Regions from separate parts of the Mus musculus genome. Here region 1 is linked to region 2. A link is a loop called in an ENCODE intact Hi-C map of the cell type or tissue named here. Cell type or tissue: left cerebral cortex. All regions are shown on one strand.

Region 1 (8,000 bases), 140 kb after region 2:
TGTCCACAGCCCCTTGTGGGCTAAAACAGCACCAACCGGTGCTCCTTCCCAGTCTTAGGGGATACTGTGTAAGATATGCTCTAGGGAGGTTAAACATGGAAACCAGAGGCTTCCTGGGAGCCACACGCCACCCAGAGGAATTCTCCTTGTCTTAGAAGCAGCAGATCTCCTATGGTGTCAGTGTATTGTCTGGCTTTATGTTTTATGTCAATTTGACACAGGCTAGAGGCATCAGAGGACGGAACCTCAACTGAGAAAATGCCTCTGGTAAGATGGGCTGCAGTCAGGCCTCTAGGGCATTTTCTTAACCAGTGATTGATGCAGGAAGGGCCCAGCCCGTTGTGAGTGGTGCCATCCCTGGGCTGGTGGCCCTGGGTTCTATAAGAAATCAGGCTGAGCAAACCATGGGGAACAAGCTAGTAAGCAGCATCCCTCCATGGCCTCTGCATCAGCTCCTGCCTCCAGGTTCCTGCCCTGTCTGAGTTACTGTCCCGAGTTCCCTCAGTGATGAACAGCGATGGGGAAGCATAAGCCAAATAAACCCTTTCTTCACCAAGTTGCTTTGGTGTTGGTGGTTTCAGCACAGCAGTGGTAACCCTGACTACAACAGTCTGTGGTACCAGCAAGGAGCCGCTTGCTCAGCAAGGCAAGGAGCCCCTGAGCAGAAAGGTGGGAAAGTCCCAGCACTTCCAAGCTTGCTGACTAGATGTAGTCACAAGAAGTGAATGAGCAACCAGGCGATGTGGTGCACGCCTTTAATCCCAGCACTTGAGAGGCAGAGGCAGGCGGATTTCTGAGTTCGAGGCCAGCCTGGTCTACAAAGTGAGTTCCAGGACAGCCAGGGCTACACAGAGAAACCCTGTCTCGAAAAAAAAAAAAAAAAAAAAAAGAAAGAAGAAGAAGTGAATGGTGGAAGGACAAAAGTAGACAGTCTCCTAGCTACTGTGTGTGTGTGTGTGTGTGTGTGTGTGTGTGTGTGTGCGCGCACACGTGCGAGCACAAGCGCTGCTCATTTGCTTCTTGTGACTACATCTAGTCAGCAAGCTTCAAAGTGCTGGGACTTTCCCACCTTTCTGCTCAGCGGCTCGTTGCCTTGCTGGTACCACAGACTGTCGTGCACGCGTGTAGCAATACATTCCTCTGTTGTAAGAGCGTATAGCAACATAAATATAGCCCTGCACAGGCCAACAGGTTAGGCTTTAGGCAAAATGGTGGACACTTGAGGATTGCTGCAAGTTCAAGGCCAACCTAGTCAACATAGTAAGTACCCAGCCGGCTAGGGTTTGTTTTAAAGATCAACCAACCCACCCCTCTTTGTCGTTTACCTCAGATTTGCCATTTAAACGTAAGTACCCAGATACAATGGAAAAACCAAATGTTTTGTTTGTTTTCAAGAAATACACCCAGCTGGACGGTAGTGGTCCATGCCTTTAATCCCAGCATTTGGGGGCTGGGGGTGGGGGGGGAGCGGGGCAGAAGCAGGTGGATCTCTGTGAGTTTGAGTCCAGCTTAGTCTACAAATCAAGTTCCAGGACAGCCAAGGCTACACAGAGAAACCTTGTCTCAAAAACAATCAACAAAAACAACAAAAAACAACCAAAACTCTATAGGGCTGGAGAGATGGCTCAGTGGTTATGAGCGTTGGCTGCTCTTCCAGAGGACCAGAGTTCAATTCCCAGCAACCTCATGGCAGCTCACAACTGTCTGTAACTCAAATTCCAGTGAATCCAACCTGCTTACCCAGACATAGCGCAAACACCAAATGTACATTTTAAAGGTCGGGGAGGGAGGGAGGGAGGGAGAGAGGGAGGGAGGGAGAGAGAGAGAGAGAGAGAGAGAGAGAGAGAGAGAGAGAGAGAGAGAGAGAGAGAGAGATTGAGTAATGGTGGTGCACACCTTTAATCCCAGCACTCGGGAGGCAGAGGCAGGTAGATCTCTGAATTTTCGGCCAGCCTGGTCTACAGAGTGAATTCCAGGACAGCTAAAGCTATACAGAGAAGCCCTATCTCATAAACCAAACATAAATATATGTATGCATATATGCACACATATATAATGTATGTGTATGTATGTATGTATGTATGTATGTATGTATGTATGTATACCTCACCCATATACACACTGGTGAGGGCTGGGGATGTAGTTCAGTTGATAGAATGCAAGTAACTCAGTCCCTTTTTGCCAAGGATCAAGGATCATTGTGGAAGACGGGGCAGATGGTTATAAGAGCCAGAGGTGGTTGGCTAGTCTAAAAAAAAAGGATCTTTGCACACATGACAGGGCAGTTGCACACATGAAATCGGAGGCTCTGACTGCAGGCAGATCCTGTGCAAGATCAAGGCAGACAAGATCCCAGCATAGTCGAGGGGCAGGAGGGTCACGATCCCACCACTAGCTGAGGAGCTATTGGCCGGCACTGCACCTGATGGCTGCTGGGGGGACGAGAGTCAGGGTTTCAGTTTTCTCTGGAGATGGGGACCCTGAGAAAACCTCCCTGTGCTCCAGTACCGGGTCCTAGCCCACATGCAGGCAGCATCAGCTGTGCTCAGTGGGCGTGTTTAGATGGCACCACAGAGAGTTGAGAGGGAAAAAGTGATAGAGGATGGGGGAGGGACTGGAAGAGAGGGGGTATACTTAATCCAAATCTGTGTGTGTATGACAACTAATTTAAAAATTGTAAGCAACCCTTGCCCTGCGCATCAGAGCTCCCGGTGTGAAGCCCCCCTACCCCACCATGTGTTCATCTCCCCGTATGAAGCCCCCCAGATATGAAGGGTGTGAGGACCCTTCCTGAGTGCGAAGCCTCTCCCCCAGTGTGAACCCCAGGTGTGAAGCCCCTGGTGCCAGCCCCATCATTTCCTTCTGTCCCCATGTTTTAGGGACTGGCAGCAATGCCTGCTACATGGAGGAGATGAAAAACGTGGAGATGGTGGAGGGGAACCAGGGCCAGATGTGCATCAATATGGAATGGGGTGCCTTTGGTGACAACGGCTGTCTGGACGACATCAGAACAGACTTCGACAAAGTGGTGGACGAATATTCTCTAAACAGTGGGAAACAAAGGTAATCAGCCTGTTGGGTGCCCGTGAGTGGGTTGGCTGGATTCTATGGCTGCACAGGGGCTTGGAAGCCCATCCCTTTGTTATAAGTGGGTTTTTGATTCCTGGTATGGGGTAGGATTATTCCTAGAAGTGACTGTGACAGTGGACATGCTGCCTAGTTTGCCCTTTGGGGACTGAAGGAGTTTAGCCATGCCTCAAAGGTCTCTTACCTTTGAGGACTTCAGTGGGTGAGGTAGACTCTCTTCTCACTACAAGATCCTGCGCCCCCTTGTGGCTGCTCAAAGTTTTGCAACTCAGGTCATGTTGGTTCTGAAAGAACAGTAGCCACTTAGCAATGAGGTGACCGTTCCAGTCTTCCAGTACGGTTCTTATTCATTGGCATAGCCTGGACGAGATGATCTGAGTTATGTCCTTTGGAAAATAAATTGGCTTCAGTTTAATCTTGAAAGTGTTGGGGCTCACCAGACTTGCCCCATGCTGTTAACCACAAAACCATCAAAAGCCAACCAACCAACCAACCAACCAACCAAAACCATCAATATATGAATACAAAAACCAAAGAACTTTCTCTCTGTCCATTTAAGACTCCACTGAGATATTTTTTGCTTAGTCTGGAACTGCTGAGGGCGTTGTACTGTGCTGGGCTGGGGTCTAGGCAAGGCACTCGTTCCCCGTCTTCTCAGGACCAGGAGTCACTGTGGTGGTGGCAAGAGAGAGAGAGAGAGAAGGGAGCCTTGTGTGTGCTCTGTAGAAGGGTGAGGTGAGAGAGAGCCTGGGCCTGGAAGAGTGACAGTCTGGGGTGACCCTCTCTGGGGTGTGGCTCATGGCTGAGAGCGGAGTGGAATGGACCAGGCAAAGACAACCAACGAGGCCACCTAGCACGGCTTTCTGTGACTGCAGGGGGCATCAGTGTGGGGAGGGTAGAGGGCTTCTTAGCCCCTGTCAGCATGCTCGGGGAGGCACAGGACAGGTATGTGACCGAGATCATACCCTTGGCTGGCCGTCATAGGTCCGGAGTGGCTGTTGGTCCCAGGGCGAGTGGTCCTTCTGCTCAGTGCCCTCCCTTCCTCTCCACTCAGGTTTGAGAAGATGATCAGTGGAATGTACCTGGGTGAGATCGTCCGTAACATCCTGATTGACTTCACCAAGAAAGGCTTCCTCTTCCGGGGACAGATCTCTGAGCCACTCAAGACCCGAGGCATCTTCGAGACCAAGTTTCTCTCTCAGATCGAGAGGTGAGCAGGGAGGGGAGGAGTTTCTGAGCACCATTTTGCTTTCGGCGAACTCCAAACTCGTGTCGAGAGTACTTCACTTCGCAGAGTATTTTTGAGGCTCATCCACTTTGGGTCCTCCCTTTTTAGGGCTGAGTAATATTCCATTGGATGGACCTATCACGTTTTGTTTTCCCGCATCTGCTACTGTCTGGCAGCTTGGGTGGTTCCCTTAAATGACTCTCTGAACATGGGGGGGGGGGTTGGGGAGTAAACATCTGTTTGGTCCCTGCTGTCGTGTCTCTTATGTATATACTCACAAGTGGACTGGCTGGGACCTGTGGTAATTCCCTTTTCAGTTTCCTGAGGAACCACCATATTGTTTTCCCAAACGGCCACTCCCATTTGCCATCCCCAGCATCCTCACGTAAGCTGCCAGTTTCTAACAGCTTAATGGCAAAGACAGAACAAACCAGAGCTCCATAGGTTCTGTAAGGCCTTTTAAAGATTGGTATTGGGGGGGGGGCGACAAATAGTACACTGAGAAAAACATTTGCTTTGCGTGTGACAAGAGGCAGAAGCATGGTGGGGGCTGGGGACGCAGATCCCAACAGTTCCGACCCCGTGAGCCTCCCTACCCTCGACTGTGCTTCCAAGAATGCCTAAGTTTTCCATTTCCTCCTCTTGGGCATGATGAAAGCTTGACGTAAGGGTTACAGGCCAGAGGATCTGGAGTTATAGGCCCAACTCATCTACGTGGTGAATTTGGGGCTAGCCTTGGCTATTTGAGATCTTGTAGTGACTTCGTACATGCAGTGTGTGTACAATTGCACACACACAAGTCTTTGAGAAAGGCTAGCCAGTCTTATCTCAGCTCTTTCAATTTACTAGGAGAAGGGAAAGTCCTGGGGTACACTAGGTCGCTCATATGACCCTTAAGGGAACAAACGTCATCTTGGCTGACGTAGAATAATGCAAATTAAGCCAAGGTGTGGTGACAAAGGGCATTAAAAAATTACTTCGTGTGTGTGTGTGTGTGTGTGTGTGTGTGTGTGTGTGTGACATGTGTCAGTCAGAGGTTTCCTTTCTCCTGGCTAAGAGAGAAGGCCGATCCCTCGGCTAGCCTCTCCTCTTGCTGTAGGGGTGCTTCTGGCATCAGATTTAGTTCATTGGACTTTCATAACCAGTGCTGTCCCCACTGAGCCACCTCCCAGCCCTGCTGTTGTCCTTAGGAAATTATAGTTTCAAAGTGATCTCTTCTAGCTGGGCGGCGAGGTGAGGCGGGAAGCCGGTGAGCCTCTAGGTCACCTTGGACAGCCCTCTCTCTCCAACAGAAGAGGAAGAAGAGGGGGAGAAAAGAATGTAATGGCATTCCCTGGGGTCACTGGGATTAGGAAAAGTTTTAAAATTTTTCAGCTTTAATTTCTGTAGTCTAGCATGTGGTACACGCCTCTAATCCCAGCACTCTGGAGGCAGAAGCAGGCAGATCAATGAGATCCAGGCCAGCCTGGACTACAGAGTAAGTTCCAGGACAGCCAGGGCTACACAGAGGAACCCTGTCATAAAAAACACCACCACCACCACCAAAAACCAAAACAGTCTTCAGTCTTCCTAATGCTGCAACCCTTTAATACAGTCCCTCATGTTGTGGTGACCCCCCCAACCATAAAATTATTTTCATTGCTCCCTCAAAACTGTAATTTTGCTACTGTTATGAATCATAGGGTAAATACCTGTGTTTACTGATGGTTTTAAGTGACACCCATGGAAGGGTCATTAGACTTCCAAGGAGTCACAATCCACGGGGTTAAGAATCACTGGTTTAGACACACACATACACACACACACACACACACACACACAAAAAAAAAAAAAAAAAACAAAACAAAACAAAAAAAAAAAAGAATCACTGGTTTAGGGCTGGCGAGATGGCTCAGCGGGTAAGAGCACTGACTGCTCTTCCAAAGGTCCTGAGTTCAATTCCCAGCAACCACATGGTGGCTCACAACCATCTGTAGTGAGATCTGACGCCCTCTTCTGGGGTGTCTGAAGACAGCTGCAGTGTACTTATGTATAATAATAAATAAATCTTAAAAAAAGAAAAAGAAAAAGAGCCACTGGTTTGAATCGGTGAGCCAGAGAGATTATTGCTCATTGGTTAAGAGCACTCACAGCTCTTGCGGAGAGCCTGAGTTTGGTTCCTAGCACTTCATTCAGGCTGCTCACAGCCACCTGTACCTCGAGCTCCAGGGGATCTGACACCTCTGGCTGCCGCAGGAACCTGTAACTCATGCACACAGACATACACAATTAGAAGCCGAAGACAGGAGAGATGGCTCTCACCCCTTCTGAAGTTCACAGTGTGATTGTCAGCTCGCACAATCAGGCAAGTCACAGCTTCATATAGCTCCAGATCCAGGGGATCTGACACCCTCCTCTGGCCTCTATGGGTACCTGTGGCGTATACATAGACACACCTACCTACAAATGTGTGTGTGTGTGTGTATTCTTTTAATTTAATCTATTTAGAAGGGGAATAAACCCCTGGGATGCCATTCATAGACAAGCAGAATGCTTTGGACCGGTCCTTGTTCCAAGGGTTCCATGGGCCTGCTCCATCCAGCTCACTGGGCTTTTGTGCTCCACAGTGACCGATTAGCGCTGCTCCAGGTGCGGGCCATCCTTCAGCAGCTGGGTCTAAACAGCACGTGCGACGACAGTATCCTGGTCAAGACCGTGTGTGGGGTGGTGTCCAAGCGGGCGGCCCAGCTGTGTGGTGCCGGCATGGCCGCCGTGGTGGAAAAGATCCGAGAGAACAGAGGCCTAGACCACCTGAATGTAACCGTGGGCGTGGACGGGACGCTCTACAAACTCCATCCACAGTGAGTGTGGCTTCCTCTCTTGGCTGGGGAGTTGGTTGAGGGTCACAGGGTGTCGGCACAGTTCCTCACGGAGGCATAGTAGCCTGGGGCATTTGGAGACAGGAGCCTGAGACGGTGAGTAGCCCTAGTACTTTGGGGAGCCAGAGGAGGGCTTCAGCTGGGCCAGCCTGCAGGAGTGAAACTCTCCCTGCTTCCCTTTGGCCCTCTGAGGTGTGTGTATGTTTGTGCTATAAGTGTGTGCACTGGCCAGCTGTGCTTGGTAAAAGGAAATTCAGAACGAGGCAGAACAGGAGCAGGGTAGGCCCGGGCTCTGTGGCAGGGAGAAATGTTTTTATCAGAATCATAAGCCCTGTACTTGAGCCCGCTCAAAGCTAGGGTCTTAGGGACAGTGACCACATCTGAACAGAAACCCTGTGCATTGGTTAGCATTCTATAGAGGAAGGGACCTGACAGAATGAATCTATATTCAAAGTAGATCCATCATTCCAGCTAGTCCAACAATGGCTGCCTCCCAACAGAAAGGCCAAGAATCTTATAGTTGTTCAATCCATGAGGCTGGACGTCTTCTGTCTGCATTGGAATCCCGAAGTAGTCATCTTGGGTATCAGTGAGAAGGGATGCCCCCGCAACAGGGTAGATGAGCTTGCCAATGGGAGTGAGGGCAGGAAACAGGCAAAAAAGCAAAAGCTTCCTTGCATGTATGTCCTTTTCTGTGAGCTGTCACCAGAAGGTTGGCCCAGATTTAGGGCACTCTTCTCCGCCCCTTCAAATCATCCAGGCAAGAAAAATCCCACACAGGTGTGCCCTGAATGCTTGGATTTTAGTTAATTCCAGATGCAGTCAAG
Region 2 (8,000 bases):
TTACCAACAGCCCTTTCGGTAGCCCCTGAAGAGGAAGGCCTTTTTATTTTTCCAAATGAGTCTTTTTTTTTTTAAGATTTATTTATCATATGTAAGTACACTGTAGCCATCCTCAGACACACCAGAAGAGGGAATCAGATCTCATTACAGATGGTTGTAAGCCACCATGTGATTGCTGAGATTTGAACTCAGGACCTGCGGAAGAGCAGTCAGTGCTCTTACCTGCTGAGCCATCTCGGCAGCCTCTGCCCCCCCCTCCATTTTCTTAATAATTGTTGTGAAAGATTCTCCTTACCCTGTTCTCTTGTCCTACCTGGGCAGGGCCTTCCCCCCACCCCCACCCCCAGGGTCCAGGAAGTTATTTCTCCAAGATTAGAGTCATACCACGTGAGAGGGATCAGACCACATGGTTTCCATGAAATGACATCTTGAGTCACACTGGCAAGGGAGGTGTTTGCACAGTGATAAGGATGTGACGCTAGACAGAGGGAGGAACTGACTCTAACCAGGTCTCAGTTTGCCACCTAGAATCCCGCAGAGGGGGCAACTCCCGCTGGCTGGAGACCTTTTTCAAAACTCTCCATCAGATTTGCCCTTGCCTTCCTTAAGCCCTATGGCTCAGCCTCACCTTCTGTGACTCAATCCCATCCCCCACTGGCAAACACTCTCCTCTCCACCTGGCTTCTGACTCCCTCTGTGGGGAACTGGAGAGCTCTGGCCTATCATGTGCGACCCCACTCCCATCCCCCACACGACCCCACAAGCTTCCCAAGCACAGCATTTGTCTGATGTAGCACCATGCTTCTGATAAGCTTTTTCAGGGGTTCCCACCTCCTCAGGGAGCTCACACCTCCTCAGGGGGCTCACACCCTGGCATTTGGGCACTGATTATGGAGTAAGGTGCTCCTGTGAATGTTTGCAAGACTTCTCAGAAAAACCAGGGTGAGCGCTTGTCGCTGTGCACGGGTGTGATAAGTGCATAGGATTTTGTGCCTGGATTCCTTGGCCCAGTCATAAACCTTAAGCCACTCCCTCGGGCTCAGTTCAGTGCTAATCTAGGGAGATAATCTCTACTTGCTTCCACTGAAACAAAATTCTGGCTGGGTCTATAAATGATTGACACCTTAGCTGGGGGGGGGGGGGGGATGGCGTGTCCAGGAATGCAGAGTTCCAGGCCTTTCCACTGACTCAGCTGCCAGGTTCTCAGAGAGGTACGTGTGTGTGTGTGTGTGTGTGTGTGTGTGTGTGTGTGTGTGTGTGTGTGTGACAGTTTGCACAGCACTGTTCTGGCCAGCTAAGCATCAGCTTTTAACTCTTGGATTGCCAGAACAGAGAAACTCCGGAGCATAGCCCGGGTGTGTTTGTTGTGTAAAGACTGAGATGGAAGCACACAGATCTCATGGAAATCCTACAGCAGGGACCTCTGTGTGCTCAGCTTTGGGGGAACTGGGCCTGGGAACCTCCTCCCCGTGTCCTCCGCGTTTGCTGTCTGCTAGAGATGTTTCTTGGGCATCACCTCTCGTGGCTCACTAACAGCAATAGACTGTCCAGCTGCCCCTCAATGTACAGGAGACTGAGGTTGCCATGGTGTGACATCAGACCCTGCTACTGGGGTTTGCAGGCATGGGATTTCTCATGCCTGGCCTATGAGACCACCCTGCAGGCACAGATAGTTCTTTATAAACACGTCTAGTGTTAGGAGGTGAACTTCCCATACATGTGACAGACACCAAAGGCACTGGTGAGGGTCCTGCATAGGTGTCATGGCGTGTGGTGCCTCCCCCACACATGCATCATTCTGTGTCTCTTTTTGTAGCATCCTTCTTGGGCTTTTGGATGCAGGACCATCTGCTCCTGGTGGAGAGACTGTGCGCCCTTACCCCTAAATTAAGCAACCATGTGGTCCCTGCTGCCCACTGGGGCTTGTGGGAGGCTGGCTTCTCTTCGCTGCGCCTCTCTCTCCCCCCCCCTCTCTCTCATGCCCTTATGTGAGTTTTCCCAGTGGTTGGTGCAACAGCTTTCTTCCTAGACAGCATCTGGGTATAGTCTCTGCTCTTAAGGCTCATTCTCAGAGCCCAGCCCCACCCCGCCCCGTCCTGCTCACAAAATGGGGTCACATGTGCCTTTTCCCAATGAGCTTGCTCATTCTCTCCAGCATGACCGAGTGGAGCAGAATCAGGCAGACTTGGGCTCACATCCCAGCTCTGCCAGCTCCTGTGTAGAGCAGACTGAAGACCATATCCCCAACCCTCAGGCTAGTGGGCTGGTGACACTAATCCGCAGGGGGTTGGGACCTTGGACAGCGCTTGCTGTATGTCAGGCTTTTTACCATACCTAGGAGAATCTCCACAGAATGGTGACTATTTTCATTTCTCATAGAAAACGGGGAATTCCTTTCCCTGGATCTCGGAGGATCCAAGTTTCGGGTCTTGAAGGTGCAAGTCTCCCAAGAGGGCCAGCAAAATGTTCAGATGGAGAGCCAGTTCTACCCAATGCCCAATGAAATCACCCGTGGGAATGGCACGGAGGTACTGGCAGGAGGGGAAGACCTGGGTACCAGCCACGAGAGGCGGCACCTAAGCCTTGTGCCTGTGTTCTCTCTGGCAGCTTTTTGACTACGTAGCCGACTGCCTGGCAGATTTCATGAAGACCAAAAATCTGACACATAAGAAGCTGCCTCTGGGCTTCACCTTTTCTTTTCCCTGCAGACAGAATAAGTTGGAGGAGGTAAGGCAAGGGATGGGGGAGGGAGAGGGGCGGGAGCAGGTGCATTCATGCATGAAATTCTGGTCTGTCGGTCTTTCTGCTTTCTGCTAATGTGAGACAGAACGGGGTGATGTGGGCCCTTGGTTTCTGTGCTTAACGGAACATACAGAGCATGAAAGGATGGATGGGCACTTTAGGTGGTTCTCATGAAGGCTTACTGGGCCCTAAGTGCACATCTCAAGGTTGCCCAGAGATGCAGTGCTGGCCTCAGAGTCACAGATATCCCCTGCCTCTGCCTCCTGGCACCTAAAGGCCATTTCATTTCCTCTGTCGATTGTTGCCTGAGCCTATGAAGGCAGAAGTGACCTGCAGTGGCCTCACGGTGGCAGTGTGGCACAAAACCCAACTGTGGCTCTGACCATGGGTCTAAGTTGTGCGATGTGTCCGATTGGAGCTCCTGGAGTATGTTCCTGTGTGTTCCTTCATTCATAACTTAGGGGACTAGAAGAGGGGTGTCTGGGGAGTTTGTGGGCTTGGACTTAGCTGCTCCTGACCGGGTGGATGGACTTGGGCAAGTCTGTTAATCTTCACGTTCTCTTCTCATCTGGAACAAAAGCCTGTAATTCCTTGTGAATTCAGACGAGAAATGCCATTTGTAAGAAATGATCGTTCATTCAACCTGAGAACCATTTATCCAAGTTGAAATTAAGTTCTCCAGGAAGTCCCTATAAGGTAGCACCGAGCTAGTTCTGGGGGACCTACAACTTGTGCATTCTATACACCCCGAAGTACCCTACCCCAGGGTGTGAACGGAGGGGACAGAGGGGTCATTCTCTCATCAGTTCCCTGTGCAGCTGGAGGTGGGGCAGGGGGAGTGTGCAAGTGTGCGTGTGGGTTCTATTATACGAATCAAAAGCTCTTGGCTCCCGTGTGCTGTGAGTCAGAGTTCTGTCTCTTCAGCATTTGTGCTTCTGGTGACTGAGATAAAATATGTAAAGAAAGGGGAGGTATTTCTGTCCCTAATTTATTCACCCAAGGCAACATTAAAAAATTTTTCTTTGCAAAAGATGGAATCAACCCAAATGTCTCCCAGCGGATGAGCAGATTAAGAAAGGGCACCTCTGTACAGTGGAATATTACTCAGCCATCAAAAGGAAGCCATTCTGTCATTTGTGGGAATGTGTGGGAATATTAAACTCAGTGAAATAACTCAGGCACAGGGAACAAGTTACACGTCTCTCATTTTGTTGTTGTTGGTTTTGTTTTGCTTTCTCAAGACAGGGTTTCTCTGTGTTGTAGCCCTGGCTATCCTGGAATTCACTCTGTAGACCAGGCTGGCTCACAGACACCCACCTGCCTCTGCCTCATGAGTCTTAACTTGTTTTGGAAATCTAGATAAGTCTCATTTAAAAAAAATCCCATAGCTGTGTGTAGTGTTTGTGCGGGTTGATTGGATTATGCACTGAACCTGCCTAGCATACCCCTTAAATTATTATGTATCAATTAGAAACAAAATCAAACCCCAAAGAATCAGAGTGATTGAACAGAGAGAGGAGAGCCCGTGGGGCTCAGAGCCAGGGCTGTCTGCCTGCCGCGGCATAGCCTGAACACCTCCAGGCACTGACCAAAAGCACCCTCACAGGGTGTTCTGCTTTCGTGGACCAAGAAGTTCAAGGCCCGGGGAGTTCAGGACACAGACGTGGTGAACCGCCTGGCCACTGCCATGAAGAAGCACAAGGTAAGGGGTTCACCTTGGTGTGAGGCCTCCTAGTCCTCTACCCTTGGGCTTGGGGGGTCCTTGTAGTGCATCCCCCTGGAAGGAGAACTTGGCGGGGTCCCCTTTGTAGTGAAGAGGAGCGCTGGCCTTCTGGAGAACCACAAGAGGCAGGCAACCTTTTATGCCTGGGTCCCCAGGCACCACAACCTGCCCTTGTTGGAAGGTTGGACTTGAGCTGTGGCTGTGTTTAAGCCCCGCCTTGCCTCCTCTTTAGGCTGGGGTGTAGTGGTGAAGTCACATGCACATGCTTTGGGGACAAGTCCTAGTTACCAGCCAGCCAACCAACCAACCAGCCAACCAACGAACACACAGGTCCCAAAGAACCAAAGAACACTGTTCATAGCTCTCTACTTAGCTTTCTACGCTTGCTTTTTTGAGAATATTTTACAATCATTTTTATAGCAGCAAAAGTAAGAGAGAAAGAGAGAGAGAAAATCTCAACCCCTTAAAAGCTGAACTGCTTGTTGCATGATAGGAAGAGGAGCTATTCTTACCGTTCTTAGCCGAGCTGGTGAATGAGCCTCTAGGAAAGGGGCTGGTGTACCACGTGGAGCTATGATCCCCTAACCCCAAAGGAAGACTTTGATGTGTCACCTTCCAATCCTTTCTTCTCACCTTAAAGCAGTCAGTCCTTCAGGTCTGAGGGAACTGTGATGGCAGCGTCCGGACAGAATAACCCACGTAGAAGAGACAGGTTTTAGTTGAGATGGGTTTTGCCATGCTTGCTGCCTGGCAGGGCCCCGTGACCCAGGACTGACATGTTTTCTCTTAGAAATAACCATCATTTCCATGACAGATCTGTTTTCCATTATCTCCCCCCCCCCCCGGGGGTAGATGCCAGGGCTGCCCGTATAGTCCCCTTCACAGCAGTCATTCCCTCAGCGCAGAAGCACAAGCTTCCCCTCCTACCCTGGGCTTTGAACCTTCACAAAATCTGTTTCTTGCAGGCAGTGTTTAGCGTGTTCACTGTTTGGGGGTGGGGTAGAGAGAATATGACTTCCCTCCACTGATACCCTTGAGGCCTTCTGTTCACCAGGACCTGGACGTGGACATCCTGGCTTTGGTTAACGACACTGTGGGGACCATGATGACTTGTGCTTATGATGATCCCAACTGTGAAGTCGGCGTTATCATCGGTAACTCAGTGGACTTGGGGTGGGGGGCAGTGAGATTGGGGCTGAGTTTGAGTAAAATATATATAAATATGAAGGGTGCTGCCATTTTTCTGCAGAGCAACACGGGGAGATGCGAAGCCTGCATCTATATCATCCTCCCTCCTTCCATCCTCCCTTCCTCTCTCTGTCTATCCATCCTCCCTCCCTCCATCCTCCCTTCCTCTCTCTATCCATCCTCCTTCCCTCTGTCCACTCATCCTCCCTCCCTCTATTCTCCTTCACTCTATCTCTCCTCCCTTCTTCCATTCTCCTTCCTTCCCTCTGTCTATCCATCCTCCCTCCCTCCCTCCCTCCACTCTCCCTCCCTCCCTCCCTCCACTCTCCCTCCCTCCCTCCCTCCTTCAATGAATTCATCTTCCCTTTCTCCCTCCCTCCTCCCTCCCTCTGTCCATCCATTCTCCCTCCATCTTCCTTCTCTCCTGTTGTAAAAAAAACAAAACAAAACAAAAAAAAAACTTAATAAATCCTGGTGTGGGGTTCCTTCCCACCTTAATTATTTGTGTTCCCAGATGAAAGACACATACAGCCTTTATATTTTAATCTGCCTTGTGCAGCATAGCAGTTGGGCAGCTGCCTGCTCTCCATGCTGTTAGAATCTACTTTCACATCGGTAACCCCAAATTATCACTTATTATTTGCTATGTTCCATCTGGGCTGCTCTTAATTCAATCGGGCAGCCCTCTGAGCCCTGTTCTCTTGGCCCTTAGACCATGGCTGCTCTGCTTGCTTCTCTAGCCCATTGCTGCTCTCCCTTCCTCCTTTTCTTCTGAAGTCCTTGGAATCTAAGACGCACTCCCCATATCTCTTCTCCCCAGCTATTGGCTGCTGGCATCTTTATTTACCAATCAGAATTAACTGGGGACAGGGTCCCTCAGGCTACATGCAAACTCCAAATCTTAAAGCCCAACACTTAACATTACAATAAACAGTAAAAGACAAAACCTCAACACACCTTCCTTGCATCCATCTTCCCCCTCCCTCCTCCCTTCCTCTGCCCTCCATCCTCTCTCTCTCCTCATCTCCATCCCCTGCCTCCTCCTTCCCTCCCTTGTCTCTTCATGCCGTGATGTGCTGGGTCTGTGCTCAGTGCTGGCTCACAGTGAATCTCCTTGGACCCTCCTGTGTATGTTGAGAAGGGCAATGGAAGCTGGACATACAACTCCCATCTGTAATCTCGGCCCTCATGGATTGGAGGCAGTAAGATGGCTCTAACTTTGATGCCAGCCTGGGCTACTTAGGGAGTTTCAGGCTAGCCTGGGCTTAAGACTGAGCTCCTATCTCAGTTGGACTGCAACTGTGAGACTGATCCCCAGGACAGGGGTAGACGTAGACAACCTGTCCAGAGGCCACTGAACTGTCGGCAAAGGCACAAAGGGGCCTGAGACATGAAAGTTAGAGGCTGCAGGTGTCCAGCTGGGGATCCCGGGAAAAGGCAGTTGGAGGCTCAGACATTCAAGTAATATTTGAGACAGGGTTTTATCTGTAGACCAGACTGTCCTTGAATTCACCATCCTCCTGTCTGGATTACAGGTGTCTGTGTGTGTGTGTGTGGGGGGGGGTGCATGCTAGTGTGTGCCACCATTTCTGGATCCTAGGCTGTTCCCAGATAGCCCATTTCTACCTCCCATTCCTCTGCCAGGGCTAGGGCACTTCTGATTTTCTAAAAGGGGTTCCTTGGCCTGGTTTTCCTAAGGGGTCTGACCACCCAAGCAGCTTGAAGCTCCTAACGATTCCAGGACCCCCACTTCACCCTGGGACAGGCACATGCCAGTCATGGTATCACCTGCTGTTGTCTCTCTGTCTGTCTTGGTTACTGTGTCTGAGACCACAGATTGGGTTTTTAAGCCTGAACATTGTCCCACACTTGTCTGCAAAGTTTTTTTTCCAAATATCAAATTAGAGTCTATTTTTAAAACATATCTCATTTTTTTTTTCTTATCGGCATTTAAAATGCCCAGCCCAGGGTACCAGCCAGGGAAGGAGACGTTAAATGAACAGAGGGATGAGAATTCAGAGCCGCTTTGCTGAGGCGCACGATTTCTCTTGCTTCAGGCACAGAATCTATGGGGTTTTGTTTTTGTTTCTTTAATTTTTCAGAGCTTTGCAAACACTCAGCTCATTCTACTTTTAAAATATTTTCACAATCCCCAGAAGGGTCCAAAAAGGCGTGCCCACTTGCAGCCATCCCTTAGCACTTGCCTGGAAGGCTTTCATACTCACTCAGCGTCAGTGTCTGGCTTTCTTAGCGGATACTTACCAACAAGGACCTCTGCTGAGAACCACTGATGGCAGCCATGAGCCAATGGGTGAATGGTGTCAGTGGCCGGAGACATGGCCCAGCC

What was found. A loop is a pair of places that touch in the nucleus more often than their neighbours do. Peaks named below come from ENCODE experiments on the same cell type or tissue, not always from the same donor. Only the 100,000 strongest peaks of a DNase experiment are listed, where the experiment ranks them.
Region 1: it touches region 2 in a loop (7-fold over the local background); 20 of 42 quality-filtered maps call a loop at or near these places.

Annotation. Positions count from the first base shown.
Region 1 is chr10:62,270,744-62,278,743 of GRCm38, reverse strand. Hk1 (hexokinase 1) reads left to right here. Exons shown (of 18, transcript NM_001146100.1): 15 at 2,880-3,063; 16 at 4,142-4,297; 17 at 6,922-7,155. Among named protein-coding and RNA genes, the nearest start is that of Tacr2, 22 kb to the right of the region's middle. In left cerebral cortex, a CTCF peak has its summit at 3,325 (motif pointing left); DNase peaks (open chromatin) are centred at 2,417 and 3,338.
Region 2 is chr10:62,406,234-62,414,233 of GRCm38, reverse strand. Hkdc1 (hexokinase domain containing 1) reads left to right here. Exons shown (of 18, transcript NM_145419.1): 3 at 2,380-2,528; 4 at 2,608-2,727; 5 at 4,349-4,444; 6 at 5,520-5,619. Among named protein-coding and RNA genes, the nearest start is that of Hkdc1, 12 kb to the left of the region's middle. In left cerebral cortex, a CTCF peak has its summit at 3,072 (motif pointing right); DNase peaks (open chromatin) are centred at 2,140, 2,531, 3,098, 3,656 and 3 more places; H3K4me3 peaks cover 1,161 bases; H3K27ac peaks cover 1,724 bases.